Linked DNA regions of Mus musculus: region 2 is linked to region 1. A link is a contact called in ENCODE Hi-C data. All regions are on one chromosome and are shown on one strand. Each heading gives the region's core, a stretch centred on a gene start or an enhancer-like site at or near the end of the contact. The rest is flanking DNA. Distances are from core to core; before and after follow the strand shown.

Evidence for each region. A loop is a pair of places that touch in the nucleus more often than their neighbours do.
Region 2: a map of regulatory T cell shows a loop between it and region 1 (8-fold over the local background). The contact joins the enhancer-like site here to the promoter of Phgdh in region 1. A Hi-C loop is called at or near these places in 1 of 37 maps with a recorded cell type or tissue (regulatory T cell).

The regions. Positions count from the first base shown.
Region 1 is chr3:98,338,553-98,343,018 of GRCm38, reverse strand. It overlaps Phgdh (3-phosphoglycerate dehydrogenase), which reads left to right and starts at 3,050. Exons shown (of 12, transcript NM_016966.3): 1 at 3,050-3,324. The coding sequence starts at 3,187.
Region 2 is chr3:101,297,815-101,302,115 of GRCm38, reverse strand. No RefSeq gene overlaps it. Among named protein-coding and RNA genes, the nearest start is that of Gm32803, 3.4 kb to the right of the region's middle. Within about 2 kb of position 1,760, at least 1 of the 3 ENCODE cell types and tissues checked has a DNase peak (open chromatin) inside an H3K27ac peak, as active enhancers do.

The DNA of each region.
Region 1 (4,466 bases), core at 1,801-4,300:
CCATGAGCATAAAGCCTAAAGGTGACACACCTTCCTGTTTTTCCTACCGTATCGCTTGGCTTTAGAATCTTAGAATCTCTCTCTCTCTTTTTTTTTTTTTTTTTTTTTTTTTTTTTTTTGGTTTTTTGAGACAGGGTTTCTCTGTATAGCCCTGGCTGTCCTGGAGCTCACTTTGTAGACCAGGCTGGCCTTGAACTCAGAAATCCGCCTGCCTCTGCCTCCCGAGTGCTGGGATTAAAGGCGTGCGCCACCACACCCAGCTAGAGTCTCTACTATACTTATCACCATCACAGGTTATTATTTTTAATTTCTTCCTTCAGCCAGAACATACACTTCAAGAAGCATCCTCTCCCTTTTTATTGCCAAACCTTATTTAAATATATCTTTAATGTAAAAGCTAAAGGGAACCCTGATTCCATCCAGAGCATTCATAAATATGTACAGCATGACAAGTTCTTCATATCCCATTGATCCCACAGAAAAGAGCAAAATAGGATGACGCTGGGAATGAGTTCCTCCCCCGAGTGACAGCAACCCCCACACAGTGCATCTGATTGTAAGGTTACTGTACCATCCAGACCTTACAGCTTATGTCCTCCACAGAATAAGAAGGAAGAGCCAGTTCAACCAGTGAAGTGTCCCAGTAACATTCCTAAGGTCAGGAGACACGGACACTCCTGTCCCACCCTTAGATTAACTCCGGTTTCCCCTTCCTCCTTTTCCTCACAAAAAAAACTGGAAAGTGTTTTTTTGAATACACATCAGGATCTGGATGTTGTGGTGCATGCCTTTAATCCCACTACTAGGAAGGCAGTGGCAGTGGATCTCTGTGAGTTCAAGTCTATAGAGCCAGTTCCAGGACAGTCAAAGCTATGTAGAAAGACAATGTCTTTTTTTTAAATTTTTATTTATTTATGTATTTGTGTGTGTATGTATGTATGTATGTATGTATGTATGTATTATATGTAAGTACACTGTAGCTGTCCTCAGATACTCCAGAAGAGGGCATCAGATTTCATTAAGGATGGTTGTGTGGTTGCTGGGATTTGAACTCAGGACCTTCGGAAGAGCAGTCGGCACTCTTAACCACTGAGCCATCTCACCAGCCCGACAATGTCTTTTTTAAAAAAAGAAGAAGAAAGCATGATACTAGAATGTGTCCAGTAGCACATTAGATCTTACGTAATTGAGTTCTCAATGAGGATAGGTAGGGTGTGTTCATGAACACTGATGCCATAGCCAATAAGAATGTACAGGAACCCAGAAAAGTCTACTCAGTGAAGAAGGGTGGGGTCACTGTAATCCCCTGTGTGGGGCTTCTCTCTTTGACCTGGGGCCAGGTTGTAAGGTCATAGGCACATCAATGAAGTCTCTCCTAACAGGCCAGAGATCTTCACCAGGGCTGCCAACCCCAGCTCAAGGGCTCACAGACAACAGGAAATCATCTCTTGTTTTATTGTTCTAGACAAAATCTCTGGTAGCCTAGGATAGCCTGGAATCAATTTTGATTCGGCTCTGATCTCCCTGGAAATCTACGTCCCAAGTGCTGAGATCACAGACGGGTGTCATCGTGCGGGATTGGCACGGGGATTTTTCTCCATTAAAGTTTCAATTCCAGGGTTCTCCACAGTGTCTCAAAGGATACCCGCCACCTGACATGTCAGCTGACTGGCTTAGAGTGAAGGGGTGCAGGGCACACTAATCCCCAAGATGTCTTTCTTATCTCATCCCCACATCGGACACTTCCCTACTGTCAGGCTCACGTTACGGAGAAGAAAGCAAAAGCCTGGAGAGATACTTTCAGAGTCCGTTTCTTCTTCTTCTTCTTCTTCTTCCTCTTCTTCTTCTTCTTTTTGTTTGTTTGTTTAAGAAGCTGGAAATCAACCCCCGCTGGATCATTGATATTCTACCCGAAAAATTATCTGCTTTACTTCTCACTGTGCAGGTTTGGGGCTCACCACTGGTCTCCAAATAGAAAATTAAGTCGGCTGCTCTCCTCCGGTCCCTATGAACCCTGTTACTGTTACTCTTATCCGGAGAGCCAAGGGCATCCGAGCTGGCCTGCTGTGGCTGCTGAAGTCTCTCTTTTCCCAAGGGGCTGGGCCAGAGAAGGGAAAGGAAGGAAAGTCTAGAGGAAAGGGCAGAACTACTTCCCCAGTTCTTCCAAGAAGGCCAGGGTTCCTGTTTTGTGGATGGAGGTAACAGCACAGGCAGAGGACTTGTCAGTACATAGTTCTGAAAGAGACTCTCTTACTTACATTTGATGTTAAGATTGTGAGGTATAATAGTAAGGGGTGTTATTTATATAATATAATCAAGGCTGAATTTACCTAACAGATTTAATCCCTTCTAAAAAAAAAAAAAGTAATCATCTAACTTCTAAAGACTAAAACCACTACCACCCTTGTACTTCTCTCCCCCTCCCTGACTCCCATCTGGGGCTGACCTGGAACTCCTGGGTTCAAGTGGTCCTCCAGCCTCATTCATGGCCCTTACTGTATCTAGATTTAATCTTAAAGTCTTTTGGGGGGTAAGGAATAAGAAGCCCTTGCCTTTCCCAGACTTGTCTCTCATCTCCCACTGGGATTGGTGGAAGGCAAGAACCAACTCTTATGTACACACACACACACACACACACACCTTGTTCCTTAATCTCCTAACGGTGTGTGTGTGTGTGTGTGTGTGTGTGTGTGTGTGTGTGTGTGTGCGTTGCTGAGAATCGAACCCGTGGCCTTACTCAGTCTAATTATGCTCAACTAGGAGTTATAAATACCCAGCCAATAAATGGTCTTTAAGAGGAAAGAAGTTACTATGAGATTTAATTCCCTCGTGGAGACAGCGTATTTCTGTTTATTTCCAATATAAATCAGCCTGCTGGCATAAATCGTGCGTGTTAAAGCTCACCCGGGGCAGGTAAGGGCTTCACTGCTGGAAGTGTAGTCTGTGTAGGATTTAAAAAAAAAAAAAAAAATGTGTGGGAGGCTCTGCCCGGGGAGGCGGAGTCAGCAGAGTTTAAGCATTTCTGACCAATCAAAAGGAGACTGTTGGCGCGAGGAGGGGGAGGATAAAGGGGGAGCGGGAGATCGAGAACCCTGCCCAGTCACCGGAGCCAGCCCTGCTTGCAGTTTCCTGAACTAAGTGCTTCTGCCCACCCACAGCAACTGATTCTAAGGCCTGACTCTAGCAATGGCCTTCGCAAATCTGCGCAAAGTACTCATCAGTGACAGCCTGGACCCCTGCTGCCGGAAGATCCTGCAAGATGGAGGGCTGCAGGTGGTGGAGAAGCAGAACTTGAGCAAGGAGGAGCTGATAGCTGAACTCCAGGTAAGGCGAGCCGGACACAAGCGTAATCACCGGGCATCTTTATGGCCAAACCCGCTGACCCCAGTGGTTCCAGGGCTGTCCTCCCCTATCTTATCAGTTGGTCCCGGGGCCTCCGGAGATTCGGGACCAGCAGTGGGAGGGAGGAAAAGCAGAGAGGAACGAATGGCCTGGAGGTGCAGAATGCAAACTTTTTGTGCTTTTTGCTACCGCGTGTTTCTTGCCGGCGCTGCAAAGTGCAGCTGCTCCATCTGGTCCTGCGGGATGCCAGAACCTCTCTCGAATGCCAGAACCTCTCTGGAGCTTTCGTGCCTGGCGACCCAGGCTGCGAGCTCCCGGCTCGGGGTGCTACACGCACACCATCCCTGCTCAGTGCAGACTCCTGGGGTGGGGGCAGGGGGCGCGGGGCGCTGGCTCTGCTCCTGCGGGTCCCGTGGCATTTGTGGCAGCGGACTCGCACCGCCTTTTGTCTGATGCAAGACCTTGGCGCTCTTTCCCCCGCCCCGGGGAGCGCTCGCAGGATTCCGGGCGGCCCGGGGGTGCAGCCGGAGCCCCGCGCCGCCCACGCGGCCGCCGCCGGGAGTCAACCTCCACCATTGGCTTCATTGCCGATCAGGCCCGACTTCACTACATCAGAATCCTGTTCCAAGCGCAGTTGGGACAGGTTACTTCTACGAAGTCTTCGGAGCAAACCTCTAATCGTTATAAAACTTAAAAGTCTTTCACTTATTTGAAAAGCTTGTGTAAATCGGGTGACTTTGTTCAGACGTAAGGAAGGGGTTTCTGCTTTGTGAGCACTTCAGTTCCTGCCCTTCCTGTAGATCTAATCCATCCAGGTATGCTGTCTCGTCCCAGCTGTACTGCCCCACCCCCAAAGTTCCACGTGCTCGCTTAGGGCCTGCAGCCAGGAGGAATGTACCAGTCTTCCTGCTCAGGCTGAGGCCTCAAACCGCAGAGACCAAGCGGGGTTGTTCTTGCAACCCTGGAAACTCTCTGAGCTCGCTTGTCTATTTCTCCCAAGACCCTTCCCCGCCCCCAATCCCTTTTCCTCTACCGAGCTAATAGCCACGTGCCCAGCAGCCCTTATTCGCAGACTTTTTCTAGGCCTGGTCTTTAAGAAGCTTGAAAGAGCTAGGTGGAGATGG
Region 2 (4,301 bases), core at 511-3,010, 3.0 Mb before region 1:
AGATAGCCCAATATAAATTAGTCCTGGATCTGTAACATTGCAACTCACCACAATCTCGGGCTTCTAGTCAATTTATCAGCCATATAGAATCCGTTACACAGGTGTGGCTGCCCCACTCTACCCTCCCCAGGAACTTCAGGTCGCATTAGTCTTCTGAGAGAACTTCCAGACAGGTCTGAGCTGACAGTAGACATCTTTAGCACCATATGTGAAGAGCTGAAAATGAAGTCAGAGTAGAATACCAATAGACACGGGAGAACAGAGCTTTGATCTTACCGCCTCCACTCATGTCATGCTTGAGCCCCACCCCTGCATCTCATCCACAGGCTAATCAGGCCAGCACCACCTCTGACCCCAAGCTCTCCCTACATCTGACCTCACCCTCCTAATCCTCCCACTCAAACCCCATAGTAACCTGCATAGGGGTCTCTCTGCCTCTGCCAAGTCAGGCTTGAAAACCTGAAGTCACAGGAGACAGCTACTCTCCTCAGAACCCTAAAGACACTGCAAGAGCAGTACCCCAATCCTCAGCACCTGGCTGCTCCCCTCTGAGCAACTCTCCTAATTCTGCATCCTGTCAGCTCGCTCCATCCCCACTGGCCTCTTAGCTCCTGCCTCAGGACCTTTGCACATGCCATTCTGTCTCTCAGCCATGGTCTCCCACAAGTGGCAGTATGGCTGGCTCCCATTTGCCACATAGGCTTCAGGTGAGCCATTGAGACCATGTCTGCCTAACATGGAACCCTCTTGCCACTCCAACCCTTGGCTTTGCTTCGTCTCTCTAGAACACCTTACCATTACCTGACAGACTCATATTTACATCTGTGTGGCTATACCCACTCATCAGCACCCTTAGAACGTGTGGGCTCGTCTTCTTTGCTAATGAATATAGAAACTTCTAGAACACCTCCTGGCACCAGGCAGGCTCTCAGTAAAGCACCATCAATTGATTGGTTGGGTGAATTAAAGGCTCTTGTCCTTAGTTTGAGTGAGGCATTTTAAACTGGGTTCCTGCCACAGGCAGACAAAAGCATTCCAGTACAGAATTCAGTTAAGATTTGCTTTAAACGTGGGCAGATGAACAGCTTAGCTTTGGCTGGGTTTAAGTGACATCTCCATAGCAGACGCGAGTGCACCTGCCCGGCTGAGTCCCAAGATTCTTATATATCCCTGTTCTCCTTGGATCCTCATGTAGTTTTGCAAGACACACGCGGTCCATGCTGCCTGCCCCTCACGTGACAGGGAACGTGAGTGTGGTCTGGCTAAACAGCAGAGCCCCTGTTGCTTTGTCCCCAGCCCACAGTTCTGTTTCTGCATTTCTATCCACAGTCTCACGGCTTCACCATGTGGCTCTCCCCAACAGCCCGAGGGGAACACAATGAAACCCTGTCGCTTGCAGTCTCTATTTATCTGGCATTTCCAATCCCCTCTCCTCGGAAAGCCAATAACATTCTGAATTTTTCCCACAAGAGATTGTGGGCTCTTTGGGAAGGAGAAAAACAAGCAGATGGTTCTCAGGAAACCGGATCTGTGCTGTGAGATCAAAATTTCCCCTTCTGTAAACCAGCCCTTTGCAGAACGTTCTTCAAACCGCGGACAACAGACCTTCATGTGCTCCAGCCTTAAGTGGCCACGGTATGCGGCAGACTCCTCTGCCAGCCCCTCGCTCCCAGCCAGAGCAGCTTGCCCTTCCTCAGCTAGTCCCCACAGGCCAAATTAGCTCTTGTTTAAGTTCCCTCCCCTTGCCAGCCCCCAGCGGACATGCGCAGGCTTATCTGTTTTCACACGTAATGGATCGAACAGCAGGGGCTTCTTGCTGGAAACTGTTTTCTAGGCTGCAAAAGGCTACAGAAAACCACGAAGCTGCTAACACAGTTCAGAACTTACTAATACACACTTGGCAGGAGCTGGCACAGGATACTGCCCCATGACCATGGAGAGGGACAGATGACAGCTCTCGGTGGTGGTAGTTTTAGGATTGGACCCCTTATCCGGGGACTTTCTGTATTGCTAGTTCTTTTTGATGAGGCTCAGAGATGCACAAGTGGCTTCTACATGAGGTCACAATGTCAAATACTATTGGGGCTCCCTACTGATTCCAAACTAGGATCTACAATAGACCTAAGTCCCATTTTTCTGGTGTTTGTTTGGGAAATCAGGATAATCTATTAAGGAGTAGCTTATGCTGCTTCGTAACCATAAACGATGAAACGGTTTTGTGGACTTTTAGCCACCCCACAGAATGCATCTTTGTAATGGGGAAAAAGGTTGTGTCTGTGCCCACAGTCATAAATCTGCTGTACTGAGCTGAGGCTCAGCTAGAGGTCATGGTCCCTTGCCCCTTGGCTCCGATGCCTTAACCATTGGTAACAGCCTGGTCTCTCTTGAGAGAAAAACAAACCTCAGCACTCAGCCTTGGTCTCAGTATGCCTTCATTTCTGTGGTCTTATTTTATATTGAGTGGTGGAATCCTCCGACTTTTATCCAGGCTGTCTTATTTGTTTGCTAATTTATTCACTTGTCGTTACAGGATTTCTGTAAGACTTGGGGGAATTTCACAGAAAGGAGAACTTAGAGCCCTCCTAGAGACAGGGTGGATGCAAGGTGGGGCTCCCAGGGGTGCAGAGAGACTCAGGGGTTCCCTGGCTTTCCCTTCTTAAGAGGATTTTGAAAGAGCTGAGAACAGAAGCCACCTGCATTATCTGATAACGGGTGTGTAATGGGTAGACGAGAGAAAACAGATGGGAAAGCGCAACTCAAATGGTGGAATGACAGGGGCAGGGCGGCTCGTTTGGTAAAACTCTTGCCCTGTAAGTATAAAGACCTGAGTTTGGTCCTCAGAACCTGGGTGGAAACACTGGTTGTTAATGTGCACTTAATGTCCTGCTCCAGGGAGGGGAGGGGAGGCCTGAGTCTGGCTGGCCAGCAGACTAACTTACTTAAGGAGCTCCGGGTAACGTAGAGACTTTGTTTTAAAGTAGGTAGATGGCTTTCCGGAGGATGGATTCCTAAGAGTTCTCTGGCTTGCACATGTGCATTTAAAACAACCCCCACCTACCCTGTGTGTACACGTGTGTGCATGCACGAGCACACACACACACACACACACACGCACACACACACACACACACACACACGAATCCAGTAGAAGCCAGATGTTTGTTTCTTAGACTGTATAAAAACATGGGATTATAAAAAGCATGAGTTCAGGGAAAGTGTGACTCCAAATCAAACAAGAGGCACGGACATGGTGGATCAAGACTAGAGAAGCAACCCCGAGGACATTGGGCCTCAAGGGGCTGGGGAGAGCACTAGGAACACTGGGTGCTTTTTAGAGGACCTGGGTTTTTTTCCCAGCACCCACATGGTGGCTTATAACAATCTGTAATTCCATTCCATTATCATAGCAGGAATGGAGGGAGGTATACCAGATAGCCCATACCAGACAATGCTGGGTAGAGCCCTTGGTGTGCTGGGGGTAAACTTGTGCCCTACGTCTCAACCAAAGCTGCGTTGAGAAGCAGATACCACCATCCCAGGTGAGACAGATACTGTTCCATCAACCTTGATACAAAGGAAAAGCTAAAACTTAGGTCACACAGCACTTGGAATCCTGAAACCCCAGGGAAAGGGCTCACATAGATACAGACTTTCATTTATTCTTTTGGTGGGGCCAGAGATCAAACTTGAGGCCTTGCAAACTCCTGGGCAAGCTCCACCGCTGAGCTCTCCCTCAGCCCACAGAGACACTCTCCCTGGGAAGGCAGATGAGAGCTTCTTTCTTAGGAGCTCACTGGTCACTAGAACAGAGGCCGAGAGCTTGCTTGGCAGGCTTTGAATTCCAGCCTTGGCCTCTGCTATACAAGGATGGAATGAAGACCAGCTCTTCCCGGTCCTTCTCTTGCATGGGCTAGGTGTCAGATGTGAAGTTATTCTAGAAAGTGCATAAAGCTGGCTTTTGTTAGACTGAGTAGCTCTTGTGGAAGTTCTGTGCTAGCCTTTGCCCTTCCTTGTACCGGATCCTATGTTCCTTCTCTCCTGCTAGAACAGGGGCCCAAGGAAGCCAAGCATCCCTCCTACCTTGGGGTGTGATGACTATCAGCTTCCAACCCTTCCATTGGGAGAATGACTTCAAAGTCCCCTGAGACTTCTTTCAAGTGTTTCAAGCGAATGTTGAAATGGACGGCTAGGTCCAGGTCACAGACTTTGTCAGGGCTTTGAATGTTCTCATGTCTTCAGAGAGCCACCCAGTCGTCCGTTGCTGCTCTCTGTGCCCACCGTCCAGACCTGACGTTTCAGGT